Linked DNA regions of Homo sapiens: region 2 is linked to region 1. The links are chromatin loops, found by intact Hi-C in ENCODE. Cell type or tissue: ascending aorta. All regions are shown on one strand.

Region 1 (8,000 bases):
TTCCAAATTAGCTTAATGAGGACAAATGATTTTCTTCTGTTTTTTTGTTTGTTTGTTTGTTTGTTTTTTACAGTGCCACCCAGTATTGAAGGACCTGAAAGAGAAGTGATTGTGGAGACGATCAGCAATCCTGTGACATTAACATGTGATGCCACTGGGATCCCACCTCCCACGATAGCATGGTTAAAGAACCACAAGCGCATAGGTAAGGCAACCATGCATTTTTGTGTGTGTGTGTGTTTTTTTCTCTTGCTCTTAATTCACTAGACTTTTAAACTAGCACATTTTAAGTACCATGCTCATAGGGGTGTTTAGTTCAAGAAGGCTAACGCACTGAAATACAGATTTACAAAATAGACTCATTGTAAAATGATTAGTCATTTTATAAAGAATTTTTTCTTTTTTAAAAAAGAAAATGGAGAACTTTTAAGAAATGCATTTATCACGTAAAGTAAGACATTTTATCATGAATTTTAGAGATGTTAAAGTTTAAAGGTTTTTTTATGTTTTATTGTGCTTTGTTTCTACCTCTAGAAAATTCTGACTCACTGGAAGTTCGTATTTTGTCTGGAGGTAGCAAACTCCAGATTGCCCGGTCTCAGCATTCAGATAGTGGAAACTATACATGTATTGCTTCAAATATGGAGGGAAAAGCCCAGAAATATTACTTTCTTTCAATTCAAGGTATGTATTGTCCACTATGATCTATCTTCAATTTCTTTGTTATTCCATTTATAGTACAAAATAATCTACATTTAAAGGTATCAGTAGTAATTGATTCAACATATCTTTAGATCATCAAAAACTATCATCAGTTTTCTGTCTTATATTTACCAGTAGATTCTGTTTTCATGGAAATGGACATAAATGTGGAAAAAAGAATAGTGGAAATTTGGTAATCTCTACTTTTTCCAATTTTCCATTTCCACTTCCATTATTATCTTTCTATAGTATATATCTATGGAGTTATACTTATTTTAAACTGGTATAATTCATTTTGATGGTAAGCCTATAGATCTGTTCTTACTTGTATAGATAAGATTTAATTCACAAAGAAGTTGTACTATGATCTGACCGCAGGTAGATTAGGTAAATTTTAATGAATGATGAATCTTATACTATTTTAAGATGAGCAATTCATCAAGTATTTAATTAATGCCTATTATGTTCCAACATAGTATTAAGCATTGCAGGGACAACTTGTTTTCTTTTGATTTTCAGTAAACCTCTGATTATTACATTTGGCTCAGTATTGAAACTGAAATGAAAGTCTAACTTGAAACTAAGTTGAAATACTTTTTCTTCCAATCTTATAGTTATTAGGGAAAGAATTTCTCATAAATTATGAATTCTACTATGAATATTACGTATCTGTTGTGTGCTCTGCTAAAGCTAACTCCAAAAAAATACAATTAGAAGAATTAAGTTCACAGGTATCAGTGGTCTCTCTGTGATGATTAGTGATGCTTTGGGATTTCAGAAGCTGAAGGAAAAACAGCTAGTCAGAGATTCAACGTCAGAAGTTGCATATTGAATTATGTCTAATGCATTAATAATAACAGATGCTAATCATGAGATATGTTGTAGGACTAAACATTTTACCAGATTTTTATATACTTTATTATGTCTTAGAACTAGAAATAGTATATGCATATAGGACCTAGTCCAGTGCTTGTCATATATTAGATACTCATTATAGGATGTCTCTTATTACTAATGTTCTTATTGACTCAACTTCTTTAGTACTCTAAATTGTGCAAAAGTGGTAAAATTATTATTTTCTGAATGACTAAAATTAGATTTATAGAGCTTATTCAGTGATGTGCTGGTAAATGTTTAAGAATTTTCTCTCCAGACAAAAAGACCATGATTCGTAGCCAATTGTTTGCCAGTCTCCATGGTGTAAATATTCCCACCATGATCTAATATATACAAGATTTCAACCTACCAAAGGGATGTTACTGAACATGGAGTGGGGAAAACATGTACAAAATTGGCTTTTGCGACCTGGTGTGAACTACCTTCTGCACATCGCTATGATCATATAGAATAGGAATTCAAACATGTTTATATCTGATACCATTGGCAGTATTTTTATTACGCAATATTTCTCAGTGAAATCAAAGTGGAAACCAAAGATGGCTAGAAAAAGAGAATAGAAACTATTGGCTCTTCAGAACTACAACAAACCTATCCATTGTTCAAAATAAACAATAATTAAATTGAATAATGGAGAAAGAAATAACCAACTTAGATAATTTCCTCAGACCTTTATGCCAAGTTTTTATAAGACAGAGTCTATAAGTCTAGTGAATTAAGAGCAAAAGAAAAACACAAAAAAATGCACACTGCCTTACCTATGTGCTTGTGGTTCTTTAACTGTACTATCCATTGAGGATTTAATCTAAGAGTAATTTAATTTGGCCAGAAAGGGTGATCATGAGGTAGCTCTATCACTAGCCCCTATGACTAAATAATTATATCAACTTACAAATACACCAGAAATATTGAAGCGTTCCTTTATCTTTGTCATTTAAAAGTAATTCATGAAGATAACAATAGTTTGACCTTGAACCATAATCTACAAAGAATATGAACTAGAAATGTCATATTGTTTTATGACTCTGTTACATTAGAATTTATATCCTGTGTCTTGTTAATGAAATTCCTAATTATTTCTCCAAAGTTCCTCCAAGTGTTGCTGGTGCTGAAATTCCAAGTGATGTCAGTGTCCTTCTAGGAGAAAATGTTGAGCTGGTCTGCAATGCAAATGGCATTCCTACTCCACTTATTCAATGGCTTAAAGATGGAAAGCCCATAGCTAGTGGTGAAACAGAAAGAATCCGGTATGTTTAAAAATAATCTTTCCATTATAAATTGTAAGCCCTTCTACAATGCTTTATGCTTCAAATTTCACATGAATAATAATACCGAATTCCATCCCATTGGAACTTAGCTATCATTATATTCACAAAGAAACAAAAAACTTTTTTTTGAGAACTGGACATAGACATTCTCGTTAGAGAGTCACTCAGAATTGTGTATGTTTCTCATCCGTTAACTCTGTAATGTTAATTAACTCATTAACTTTAACTAACTTTAACTCATTAACTGTAATGTTAACTGTTGGTGATTTTATTCTTGTAATTTCAGAATGATTATGCTAAAGCCCATGCCATAAAAATAATTAGTTCTTTCCTGCAAATGCCAAACCAACTTTATCTCACAAATGATTCATCAATAATTCTAGATATGATTTTGTATGCTGAAACCACCAAACTGTGTACATGCTATAATTGGCTCCTTTTGAGAAAAGATACAATAATGTCATAACTGTTATAGTGGTTTGTTCAGATGCCATTTTCAGCTGACACTTGTTACCCATGCAACAAACCACATAGAGATGGGCATGCTATCCTGATTGGCTCATTTTGAGAAAAGATGCAATAATGTCATAACTCTCATAATGGTTTGTCCAAATCCCATTTTCAGCTGGCACTTGCTACCCATGCCACAAACCACATAGAGATGGAATAATAATGTGGTAAAGACCTTGTACTACTTTCAACAACAAATTCCTTTGGAAGGACAATCTGGAATTTGATATTGTACTAGATTACTTCATCACAAAATCCCATTACCTACACATACCAGATTAATTATATGCATAAGTGGGCATTAACTACATGTATTGTAAACTTTAACATTGTGGACCAATATGTAAATTTAAGGGTTTGGAGTATATTTTCTGGTCAATAAATTGAACATATATATAACTTAAAGAGATAAATGTTATTTTCTTTGTATTCATTGTGTATTAAAATTTCTAGTCTTTCAGAGGATACATTTTAAGTTTTATTTCTCTGGTGTGAACATTTTTGAGTAAATAACAAGTGTTTAATTATTTTTGTTAAATCAGCTGGTATTTGCCATATTCCAGACCAAGTACTACATATTTGATGGTACCTAAAGATTTTATATGGGCTATAAAGATAAGATCTTTTATATATGATATCTTTTATATAAGATAGTATTCATAGCTAGGAATTTGGAGTCTATCATTCCTTCTCCTACATTAACATTCTAAATTTACTTATTCTTTTATCTTTATTATTCATTCCATAATATGTATAGATTTGTAGGTAGTACAGTTTGTCAGTCAACTACAATAGTTTTTCCAAAGTCAATGTACTACCTTTGTTTGATCATGGCAACTTGCTTTTTGCTTATTAATTTAATTAAACTCATGGAATTAAAAAAATTTTATTTTGAAAAAGAAAAAATACAGCTGTATCCCAGATAATAATATAGCTCTCAATAAACATTTAATAACAAGATATAATAGAAATGGAGCTTTTACTTTTGACACAGGGTAATTCTAATGAAACCACTATTGTACAAGTAACTGTAGATGGCAATTTAATCTCTACAAAAAACACAGGAAATTTTGATTTGTAATTAATGGTGTGTGAGGACAACCAATAATGCAATAATCTTAGCTTAGAGATCTTTAATGATCTCATTGTATATTTATCTTTTACTATTATGTAATTCAAAAGAAAAGCTTTATTTAGCAATTTGTAGAAAAAAAGTTTGCAAAATATAGCCACATATGATACCAAATTGTTGTCACAATTTAAATGATCCTATTGTGTTTTTTATTAAGGTATTAAGTTGTTTATAACTATATTAAGTTGCTTATAACTAGATTTTTATGTGTAATTTTTTCAGTTTCTCATTGTAACAGTCTTCAATTTTCATGCCAGAATTTTGTATAACATGCATTTAATTCAAACCTTATATGGATAACTAAGAATATAGTATTCTATCTCAGAGAAAATCATGTCTTTGCCTATGATTTGAATAGAGAAGTATTCCTGATTTTGTTCACTTCCTTTTTTTCTTATAAGGAGGTGGTAGATATGAGACTCGCTACTGTAGAATTTCAGTTGGTTGCTTGAATTTTCCATCACTTTCAGTAACTGATTTTAATAGGCTTTCATGTACTTAGTGAAATAGATTCAATCTCATCTCAGCCCCTCTGTTATGATCTTTTCCGTAGAGTGAGTGCAAATGGCAGCACATTAAACATTTATGGAGCTCTTACATCTGACACGGGGAAATACACATGTGTTGCTACTAATCCCGCTGGAGAAGAAGACCGAATTTTTAACTTGAATGTCTATGGTAAATATGAAATATCCCCCTCTTTTGATGATGCTGCCTTAAGAATCTACCAGTAGAAGTGAAGGCCCAGCAGCAGGTGTCTGGAGCATTTAGTTTTAAATTTGATGCCACCACTATTTCCTTTTGGGCTACAATTTTGAAATGAGAGCAATTGTAGTAGAAATTATTTGAACTAGTATTACATAATACATCCCTCTTCCCTCTCTCTCACTTTCTGCACAACATAGTTACACCTACAATTAGGGGTAATAAAGATGAAGCAGAGAAACTAATGACTTTAGTGGATACTTCAATAAATATTGAATGCAGAGCCACAGGGACGCCTCCACCACAGATAAACTGGCTGAAGAATGGACTTCCTCTGCCTCTCTCCTCCCATATCCGGTTACTGGCAGCAGGACAAGTTATCAGGTCAGCTTTTATTGTGTCTGATTTCCTAAACAGATGAAGTAACTGTGATTGTAGACTTTTCCTTCATTTAAACAGTGTTGAAGAAATGTTTTTTTCTAAGCCTTTACAGTTTTTTTCCCTTTAAGTATATTTTTAGTAGAGGAAGGACAACAAATATACAGTTGAAATGATTTTTTATCCTTATTTAAGTGCTTTCATTTTTTAGTAAATGTGTAAAATGGTCTTTTATAGACAGGTTTGTTATCATATATGTATTTCCAGGAATTACTGTTTTAGCTAAAACTTTATGTGGCAAGGTAGTAGGAAGATGCCTACTATGATAATGTGATTTTCATGTTAGCAGCATTCTCTATTAATATATATTTGAAAAATATTCACCTCTTAAATTGTGCTATATTTTCAGTGGTTTATTGTCACTGCCTAATCAGCTTTGTAGAATAAATTGCATTTGAGGCCCCTATATTTTGTGATGGATGGCTATAAGCTTCATAATTAAAATTTCCCAACATAAATCACCACCTATAGCCTATTTATAAATCATAATTATTTTATGTGTACTTGTTGTATGGGAGCAAGTGATGAAATGTGGATCAAATTGTTTCTCAGGATTGTGAGAGCTCAGGTGTCTGATGTCGCTGTGTATACTTGTGTGGCCTCCAACAGAGCTGGGGTGGATAATAAGCATTACAATCTTCAAGTGTTTGGTATGTGTCACAGAAATGACCCTATTACTTTGCTATGTCAAGTATTAAGCAACAGACTTATCTTTAGAAACCGACTTCCTCAGAGATTTAGAAATCTGACTTTATCAAAAAGGATTAGTGAAATAGGATCTTACTGACTAGAGAATGTATTTTCTTCCAAGGGGTCCATATTATTGGACCATATTGTCTGTTTATCAAAATACTGATCTAGAAATTTGCACTAAATCAAATCTAATTTTTAAAAATAGCATTTCAATCCAGACACAAGACCAGTCTTTTCATGTAAAGAAAAAGTCAAAACTTTTCTAACAATATTAGCAGCTTGTTTGGAGTATTCAAACTATGAATGGATGCATGTGCATATATGCATGTGTGTGTATGCGTATATATGGAGAGAACTCAATACCTTCCATTTCGGAAATATTGAAGTTTGCTGATCCACATTTCTCAATCCCCAAGAACACCTCAGTTAAGTAACGCTTTATTGTAATCTACAAATGACTTACCCTATAACTTGATATTATTTATACTCTATAGAGTAGTTAAAAGAATACTACTAAAACTATTATATACATTACAACAAGTTAAAGGGATAGAGTGAAGAAGTTGAAAAATCACCAAAATTTAAAACACATTGTGCGTTCTGTAAGAAAACAATTTTTAAGTTTCATTGCTAATCTTTGGAAGATTAATAATTAGCATTCCTAATAGATATTTTTATTGTAAAGTCCTTAGTTATTATACACAATTTTAAAGTATATATTTTTATCAACCACAGAAACATTATAGAATTATTCAAATGTTTTAATTTAAATTGATCTCAAATTACAATAGACATCCAAATTTTGCCCATGTTGTTTTCTATGTAGCACCACCAAATATGGACAATTCAATGGGGACAGAGGAAATCACAGTTCTCAAAGGTAGTTCCACCTCTATGGCATGCATTACTGATGGAACCCCAGCTCCCAGTATGGCCTGGCTTAGAGATGGCCAGCCTCTGGGGCTTGATGCCCATCTGACAGTCAGCACCCATGGAATGGTCCTGCAGCTCCTCAAAGCAGAGACTGAAGATTCGGGAAAGTACACCTGCATTGCCTCAAATGAAGCTGGAGAAGTCAGCAAGCACTTTATCCTCAAGGTCCTAGGTATGTAAACATTGTGGTAAATGTAGAATAATTGGAAAGTAAGTGATAGTGAATGTTTAGTAAATAAGTATAATTCTGAGAATCAGTTGCTGTGAGAGAATTTTTTAAAAAATTTTTATTGCATTTTAATTTTTTTTATAATTCACCTTGGCTTACTCTCATCTGAAGCATGTTGAATTTAAATTGTATTTTTTATCTCTCTGAAAAGATGAAAACTCCAGCTTGTAAAACATTACTCATTGATAAAACCTTATAACCAATTGAGAAGCAGCTTTTTAAACTTTTGCCAAGAATTGAAAACACATCCGATTATAGAAATTTGATGAAAAAGCATAATAGGTATACTATGATATGTTATCCCTGTCTTTAAATGATCCAGTCTGTACCTTATAGCTGGAATAATCATTTCAAATAGTCTAGTTCTATTTATTCTTGTGTGCATTTAAAGTAAATACTTAAAATATGTATTCCAGTGTTCTAAATGCAACAGTTTAAAGAGAAAACACTTCTTTTCCTTGAAGTAAAAAATGCTAACCTTGGAAGAGAAAGT
Region 2 (8,000 bases), 350 kb before region 1:
TTCAGGGGCCATATGTGCAGGCTTGTTACATGGGTAAATTGTGTGTCACTGGGGTTTGGTGTACAAATGACTTCGTCATCCAGGTAGTGAGCATAGTACCTGATAGTTTTTCAGTCCTCATCCTCCCCCTATCCTCTAATCTCAAGTAAGTTCCAGTGTCTGTTTGCCGCTTTGTGTACATGTGTACTCAGTGTTTAGCCCCCACTTATAAGTGAGAGCATATGGTATTTGGTTTTCTGTTCCTGCATTAATATGCTTAGGATAATGGACTCCAGCTGCATCCATGTCACTGAAAAGGACATGATTTCACTCTTTCTTATGGCTGTGTAGTATTCCATGGTGTATCTGTACCACAATTTCTTTGTCTAGTCCATCGTTGATGGGCATCTAGGTTGATTCCATGTCTTTGCTGGTGCAACATGCTGTTATTGAAATTTTTGATTCTTATGTATTAATTTTTACTGTGCTTTTTACATAGCACTCAAAATATATTCCTCCCTTCCTTGAAATACAACATTGAGGAGGGCTGATCATCTCTCTTTCACTATAGCTTCTTTTATCACTCACTCTCTTATATCCCCTCCTCTCTTTAAGGCAGGTACCAGAGACAGGAGGAGAGGGAGCAGGACAGTGTGTTTTAATGAGTTACTTCATAGAAAGAAAACTCTTTTTTCTTCTCTTTCACAATTGTGTCTCCACTTTCTTCCCAGGATATCTTACATGAGTCTCCATGCATTCATTCATTCACTCACCTATATGTTTCAGACCTTGCTTCACATAAAAGGGCGTAAAACAGATAAAAGCGCCTGCATTCATGGAGCTTACATTCTATTGCAGGGGTGGGGAGTGACACAGGCAAAAAAGAAAACAATTAAAATATATATGGTATTTTTGATGATGATAATTGGTATGGAGAAAATAAAAAGCAGGAAAAGGGATGGGGAGTTTGAGGTGGATTGAAGGTGTTGGAATTTTAAATTCGGTCATTAGGGAAGTCCTCAGTTGAAAAGTCACATTTGATCAAAGACTTGAAGGAGGTGAGGGAGGGAGAAATGAGGATATTTATGGAAAGAATGTTACAGGTGGAGAAAAAATAAATGAAAAACTCTCCTGATAAGAGCATCCTGACATGTTCAGGGAACAGTGAAAAGACCAGAGAGTCTGGAACACAATGAGTGATAGGAAGAAGTTAGAGGGTGAAGTCAGAAATATGGTTGAGTCATTTCAGGAAAGGGCTCGTAGTCCATTATGACTTTGGCTTTTACTCTGAGTGAGATGGGTTGGCATTTTAGGGTTCTGAACATAGAAGTGACGTGATCTGACTTATGCATCTACATAATCATTCTGTTGTTTGAGAATAGTCTGAAGCAGAACAAGGGCAGAAACAGGGAGAATAGACAGGACACTATTGTATAATTCAGACAAAAGAACATGGTATATCTTGCATGAAGTTGGTGGCTGTGGGAGGTGTGAGAAATAATTGGATTTTCTGTATATTTTGAAGATGAAACCAAAAGGATTTAATGAACTGGATGTGAGGTCTTAGAAAAATAAAGAAGACAAGACAGGTTCTGAGGATTTGGCTTGACTGATGCTATGGTTTGGATATGGTTTTTCCATGCCAAAAATTTTATGTGGAAATTTGATACCCAATGTGTCAGTGTTGGGAGGTAGGGCCTAGTAGGAAGTGTTTAGGTAGATCTCTCATGGACAGGTTAATGTCTTCCCTTGAGGGCAAGTTCTTGCTCTTGTGTGAATAGATTAATTCCTTTAAGAGTAAGTTGATTGGGCAGGGGGTGGGGGGTAGGGGGATGGGGTGGCGGGGAGCTCGGTGGCTCACACCTGTAATCCCAGCACTTTGGGAGGCTGAGGCAGACAGATTACTTGAGGTCAGGAGTTCAAGACCAGCCTGGTCAACATGGTGAAACCCCGTCTCCACTAAAAATACAAAAATTAGCCGGGCATGGTGGCACGTGCCTATAGTCTCAGCTTCTTGGGAGGCTGAGGCAGTAGAATCGCTCGAACCCTGGAGGTGGAGGTTACAGTGAGCTGAGATTGGACCATTGCACTCAAGCCTGGGCAATAGAGGAAGACTCTATCTCAAAAACAAAAACGAAAACAAAAACAAAAACAAGTTGTTAAAAAGAGTCTGGCTTCCTTGGTTTTTGTCTCTTGCTTCCTCTCTTGCCATGTGATCTCTTTGCAATGCCCCACCTCCCTTCCATCATCCACTGTGAATGGAAGCAGCATGAGGCCCTCACCAGATGCAGCTGCCCAATTTTGAACTTTCCAGTCACCAGAATCATACGCCCAATATGCCATTTTTCTTTAAAAATTACCCAGCCTAAAGCATTCTGTTATAGCTACACTGAATGGACTAAGACAAGTAAATAGAAGCATAGCATGGCCTTTCACTGAGATGGAGAAGAATGAGCAAGAAGCAGGTTTGATAAAGGGTGGTAGGATGAAGTTTTGATTTTTAGGTGTTAAAGTCTGAGATGCCTTTTGATACTCAAGTAGAGATAAGAAGATAGTTGGATATGTGAGATTTAAGTTCAAGGGGAGATGTCTTGGGATCCAAAGACATACATATAGATGGTATTTAGGACAATTAGACTAAATGAGACCATTAAGGGAGACTGACTATAAATGGAGAAGAGAAGAGGTCTGAGGACCTAGCCCTGGGACTCCAATGTTTAGCAATCAGAGAGATGAGGATGAATCAGCAAAGCAGCCCACGAAATTGAACTCAGGATAGGAGGAGAAGAGTATGTTATCCTAGAAGTCAAGAAACTGTTTCAAGGAAGAACTAATTGGTCACTTAAAAGGAGGATCAAGAATTGGCTAATCAGTTTAGCAATGTGGAAGTCATTGGTGACTCAACAAGAATAGTTTCACGGAGGAGATGGGAGTGAAAGCCTGTTTGGAGAGAATTCAAAGAGAATGGGAAAAGAGGATTTGGAAATCTTTGTAATTATATTGCCGTGTCCAACTACTGGAACAGTTGCTTTGTTCATGAGGCTAAAACTGAACTTAGTTTTGACAAACTATTCAACTAGTATTTTATGAAATACAAATATAAATATATTGCTGTGTCCAACTACCGGAATGGTTGCTTTGATCATAGGGCTAAAATTGAGCTTAGTTTGATAAACGATTCAACAAGTATTTTATGAATACAAATAAAAGTAAAAAGAACATCCAGTTTGAAACAGAATACTTGTGTTCTTTTTCTTATTCTTGTCACTTCAGCAAATCTTTTAACCTTGCTCGACCGTCTGTTTCTCCATCTATAAAATTAGAGCATTGGCAGGTTATTGTCAAAGTCCATGATTTACATCATTATAATATAAAGAAAAATAAGCAACTATAAAGAGGTTCAAAGTAGCAAGGACTTGATTCATTGGGAGAAATATTGACGTTATATATCTTTGTATATAAAAGTTTTCATTTTAATACAGTTCATCAGCCTTCAGTGACTTTGTATAGTTTGGCTGTATATACACAGTGGTAAGAAATTCCTCCAGGACTTTTTTTTTAGTAAAATCATTCTCTTAGAATATTTTTCTGAGCAATAGCAAGATCATTTGAAACCATAATGAATAGAAAGATTTTTACATGGAAGATATTACACATTTGGACCTTGAAAACCTGTGCACATCTATATGAACTGAAATTCAAATTGAAATGTTTTCAGTTTCAATATGTATAGGAAAAAGAGCCAAAAAGCTGTTAGTCTCTCTGTGCCTCTAGCACATCCTACAAGAAGGAGGATTTTCATAAGCAAAATGATTGGTCTCTTATGTCCAAGAGAAATTCAGCTGAATGCAATGCACTAAAATTTAAGAGTGAGACACTTTGGACAAGGGTAACTCTTATTTCTCAGGATAATAAAATATTTCAACTTTGGTGAGTGAGTTTTATGTCACTAGATGTCTCCTGAGGATATGTAGAGGTGTTTTGCTATGCGTAACAAAGACTTTCTCTTAAAGTATAAGGACCAAAGTTTGGTAAATCAGATATTTTAAATGTGTTAGGCATGTTTCCCATTTAACAGAATCCTCTGTGACTCCCAAGAAATGATGTTTTTCCCCCCTTGTTAATTAGTTAAGGAACAGCCTTCTACTTTATTGTTGATAAATCAGAATTTGACATTGCTTATGATTTGTTTCTGATCAAACAGACAATAACCATTCTTGATGGTCTTTATAATTCTGCTTACTCCTCTTTCTCCCTGACTAGATATTAAGCTCCAAAAGACTAGTTGATTTATCTTACAGCCACACAATAGACACTCAAGAAATATTTCATGAATGAATGAATGAATGCTGGAGACAAAAACTGATAATTTCTCTGGGTATTTTTATCCTGCCTTTCATATCTATGATTTTACTTTTTAACTCACAAGTAGAAGAATACAATTCACAACATAATAATTTGCTAATTGTGCCTTTTTGGTGATAATATATCTCCCATCCAAGCTTGAATATGAAATGGAAGGCTAATTATGACCCAGATAATGCCTGACTGAGTCTTGTGTAGTGATTGAATGTTTCTAAAGCAGGTGATTTTGTTGGGGATTTAAATGCAGTCTGGAATGTTTCAGCTGTATGCTATAAGGCAGTCTGCCTACCTTCCAATTTTAACTGGATTGGCTGAAGGGGTGTTAGAACAATTGAACTGATTTCCAAGGAGCACTGTGCAACCAGAGGATCCATGTTGTAAGTGTTCTCACAAATCTACAGGGATTCTCAACCTTGGTTTTTGTGGTTTCTGATAATCCCATGAGGAGTCTTCATCACTGTGGAGAATAGGAAAAATTTAAAAATGGATATATGTCAACTATCAGATGTGATGCTATCAGTTTTTCCTACCTACCTTAGTGATGCTATCATGGTTAAATAAAACATTATATGTGAAAGTCCTTTAAAAGTACTATAGAACAAATGGTGTTGCTGTAACTTATTTGTCTATAAACATTGAATAGATAGTGGAAGGAAGGCAATTATCAAGGAAAATAGTACAACACTTATACAGTAAGACTAAAAAATTACATAGAAAAAGATTCTACTTGATGACTTTACTGTTTTGTTTTTTTTTTTTTTTTTTTTTTTTGAGACGGAGTCTCACTCTGTCTCCCAGGCTGGAGTGCAGTGGCGCAATCTCGGCTCACTGCAAGCTCCGCCTCCCGGGTTCACGCCATTCTCCTGCCTCAGCCTCCGGAGTAGCTGGGACTACAGGCGCCCGCCACCACACCCAGCTAATTTTTTTTTTTTTAATTGTTAGTAGAGACGGGGTTGCACCGTGTTCGCCAGGATGGTCTCAATCTCCTGACCTTGTGATCCACCCACGTTGGCCTCCCAAAGTGCGGGATTACAGGCGTGAGCCACCATGCCTGGCCTGACTTGACTGTTAATCAACCTATAGGCAAAGGATGTTTCAAACCAGTTCAGTTATATAACGACTATAATATATATTCTCATATATTCAGTGCTTTGAGAAGCATGTATGCTTTACTATATTGTTCCTTTGAGCCCTAGGCCACTGCCTCATAATTGGAAAACCAACAAGAGAATCTAAAAAGTCAAAGATAAGCCATTAGATCCACTCATTCATTCAGTTATTTAGTCTATCAATTACAGACTTCTTACCATTTGTCAGGGACTGTGCTAGGTGCTCTTGATTCAAGTCTGTGAGAAATAGGGCAAGATAAATTACAATATACTATACTATGCTACCTTTTATAGCAGAAGGAAGCATGGGTGCTGTGCAGACCCAGAGCAGTGCACCTGATCCTGAATTAAGATGGTGGTGGTCAGCAAAGGTTTTCTGGAATAATTGTGGCCTGGACTGAAACCTGAAGAAAGTGCATGAATAAAAGCAGTTTAATCAAACATTGAGGAGTTTGGATTTCATCCTGAAAGCTATCAGGAGCCTGGAAGGATTATAAGTAAGAAGTGACATGATTGGGTTTTTATTTTAGATCTCTATCTCCTGGATGGATTGGAACAAGGGAGTCCTGAGAGCTGGGAGATGAAATGTGAGGCCATCACAATCCAGGGGGAAACATTGAGGGGACTTGGGTGTAGAGATAAGGGGATAGATTTCTTTGCTATTAAGAATGTCCAATGGACTGGACATGGTCCTAAGAATCTAAAAAAAAAGAAATATAATTGCCTTTTGGAGGTTAAAATTTGAAATTAGCATAGGATGGAAGAGAAAAGATATGCAAAGTTAGCTTTAAGACACAACGTTACTCCCAGGCCAGTAAGTGCTGATAGTAAGCTCCTTATACATTAACTTATCCAAGATAAAATGTCAACCGAAAGTGTAGGGAATCGGCAATGAAAAAGAGAGTCACAGAAACAGACTTAAGCAGTGTACAGCCAAGTTCTAACTAGGGTTCAGGGTGTTAGTTCATTCTATACTTGAATAACCAGCCCACGCATCAGCAGTCTTTCTAACTGTGGTGATAGACTGTTTATCCTTATAAATATGTAATGATGTCATTACATATTTGGATCATAATATTAACTCTGCTTTTTCTGGTTAAATGCTCACCAAACAGCCTCCCGAATATGTAACCTCATGCACTTTCCTTATGGGGAGAGAAGGCTGTCTGTAGTCAGACTGGCACATAATCAGGTTCACCAGGCAGTTATATTCCTCATTGTTAACTCATATTTTGGCACACTAGTCATATCCATCAGTCTCTTTCGTTTAAAATATTCTGACAGTGTCAAGTTCAAGTTTCTGAATTTACAAGTCCAAGAGCCAGTCCTTGGTCAATGATGGTGAATTTATCAAAGTCTCTCTGTGTGGATCTGTTTGGGTGGCCTGTCTGTCTCCAGGTATCACTCCTCAACATTTCCAACTGTCAGTGTTAGTATGACTAGTGCCAAGTAGCTATTCTGTCCACTTGAAACTTACATAGATGACAACTGAAGCCATCGGAATAAATGAGATCATCCAAGGAGAGAGTGCAGACTGAGAAAAGGAAGGAGACAGGATAGAACTTAGAGAACACAGTCATTTAAAATAAGACAGAAAAAGGGAAGTTCATTATGGACTCTGGAAAAGGGAGTCCAGGAAGATAGGGAGAAAAACAGGAATGAGTAGTGTTTGGAAATCTAAAACGTTGTTAGTTTTAAGCAGGAGAAGTTGTCAACTCTGTGCATTTATAGAGTTCCTGAAAATAAAGGGTAAACAATATGGAGCTCAACAGGACAGTTTTACTGGAGTTGTGGAGCTTCCATAGAAGGCTAAAATGATGAGTTAAGAAAATGGAGCTGGTGAGTACAGGATGTTTCTTTCATGAAAGAAGAGCATAGGCCCCGGAGTCTGATGTTTGGTTTGGAAGTCTGGCTCCACCAGTTACTTGCTGTGTAATCTTAAGTTCTTTGTGCTTCAGTTTCAGTATGCCCAAGAAGACAGGGCCTACTCCTAGGGCTGCTATAGCAAACTATCACAAAATGTGTGACTTAAACAATAGAAATTTATCATCTCACAGTTCTAGAGGCTGGAAGTGCAAAATCAAGATGTTGGTAGGGTAGTGAAGGCTGTGAGGACAAATCTGTTTCATGCCTGTCTCCCAACTTCTAGTGGTTTGCTGGCAATCTTTGACGTTCCTTGGCTTGTAGATACATCACCCTAATCTCTGCCTTTGTCGTCACATGGTGTTATCTTTGTGTGCTGTGTCAGATTTTCCTTTTCCTTTTTTTTTTTTTTTTTGTGAGACAGTCTCTCTCTGTTGCCCAGGCTAGAGTGCAATGGTGTGATCTCAGCTCACCGCAACTTCTGCCTCCCAGGTTCTAGCGATTCTGCCTGCCTTAGCCTCCTGAGTAGCTGGGATTACAGGTGCCCACCACCATGCCCAGCTAATTTTTTGTATTTTTAGTAGAGACAGGGTTTTGCTGTGTTGGCCAGGCTTGTCTCAAACTCCTGACCTCAGGCCATCTGCCCACCTCAGCCGCCCAAAGTGTTGGGATTACAGGTGTGAG

The links. Peaks named below come from ENCODE experiments on the same cell type or tissue, not always from the same donor. Only the 100,000 strongest peaks of a DNase experiment are listed, where the experiment ranks them.
Region 2: a loop joins it to region 1, with 2.3 times the contacts of the local background. A loop is called at or near these places in 4 of 110 quality-filtered maps.

Annotation. Positions count from the first base shown.
Region 1 is chr1:186,088,072-186,096,071 of GRCh38, forward strand. It overlaps HMCN1 (hemicentin 1), which reads left to right. Exons shown (of 107, transcript NM_031935.3): 62 at 74-205; 63 at 535-684; 64 at 2,687-2,846; 65 at 5,063-5,187; 66 at 5,415-5,598; 67 at 6,205-6,302; 68 at 7,172-7,450. Among named protein-coding and RNA genes, the nearest start is that of PRG4, 200 kb to the right of the region's middle. In ascending aorta, no CTCF peak of the experiment used is centred here; no DNase peak of the experiment used is centred here; H3K27ac peaks cover 2,199 bases.
Region 2 is chr1:185,738,892-185,746,891 of GRCh38, forward strand. The region is part of intron 1 of HMCN1 (hemicentin 1); the gene reads left to right. Among named protein-coding and RNA genes, the nearest start is that of HMCN1, 8.5 kb to the left of the region's middle. In ascending aorta, no CTCF peak of the experiment used is centred here; no DNase peak of the experiment used is centred here; H3K4me3 peaks cover 1,461 bases; H3K27ac peaks cover 4,645 bases.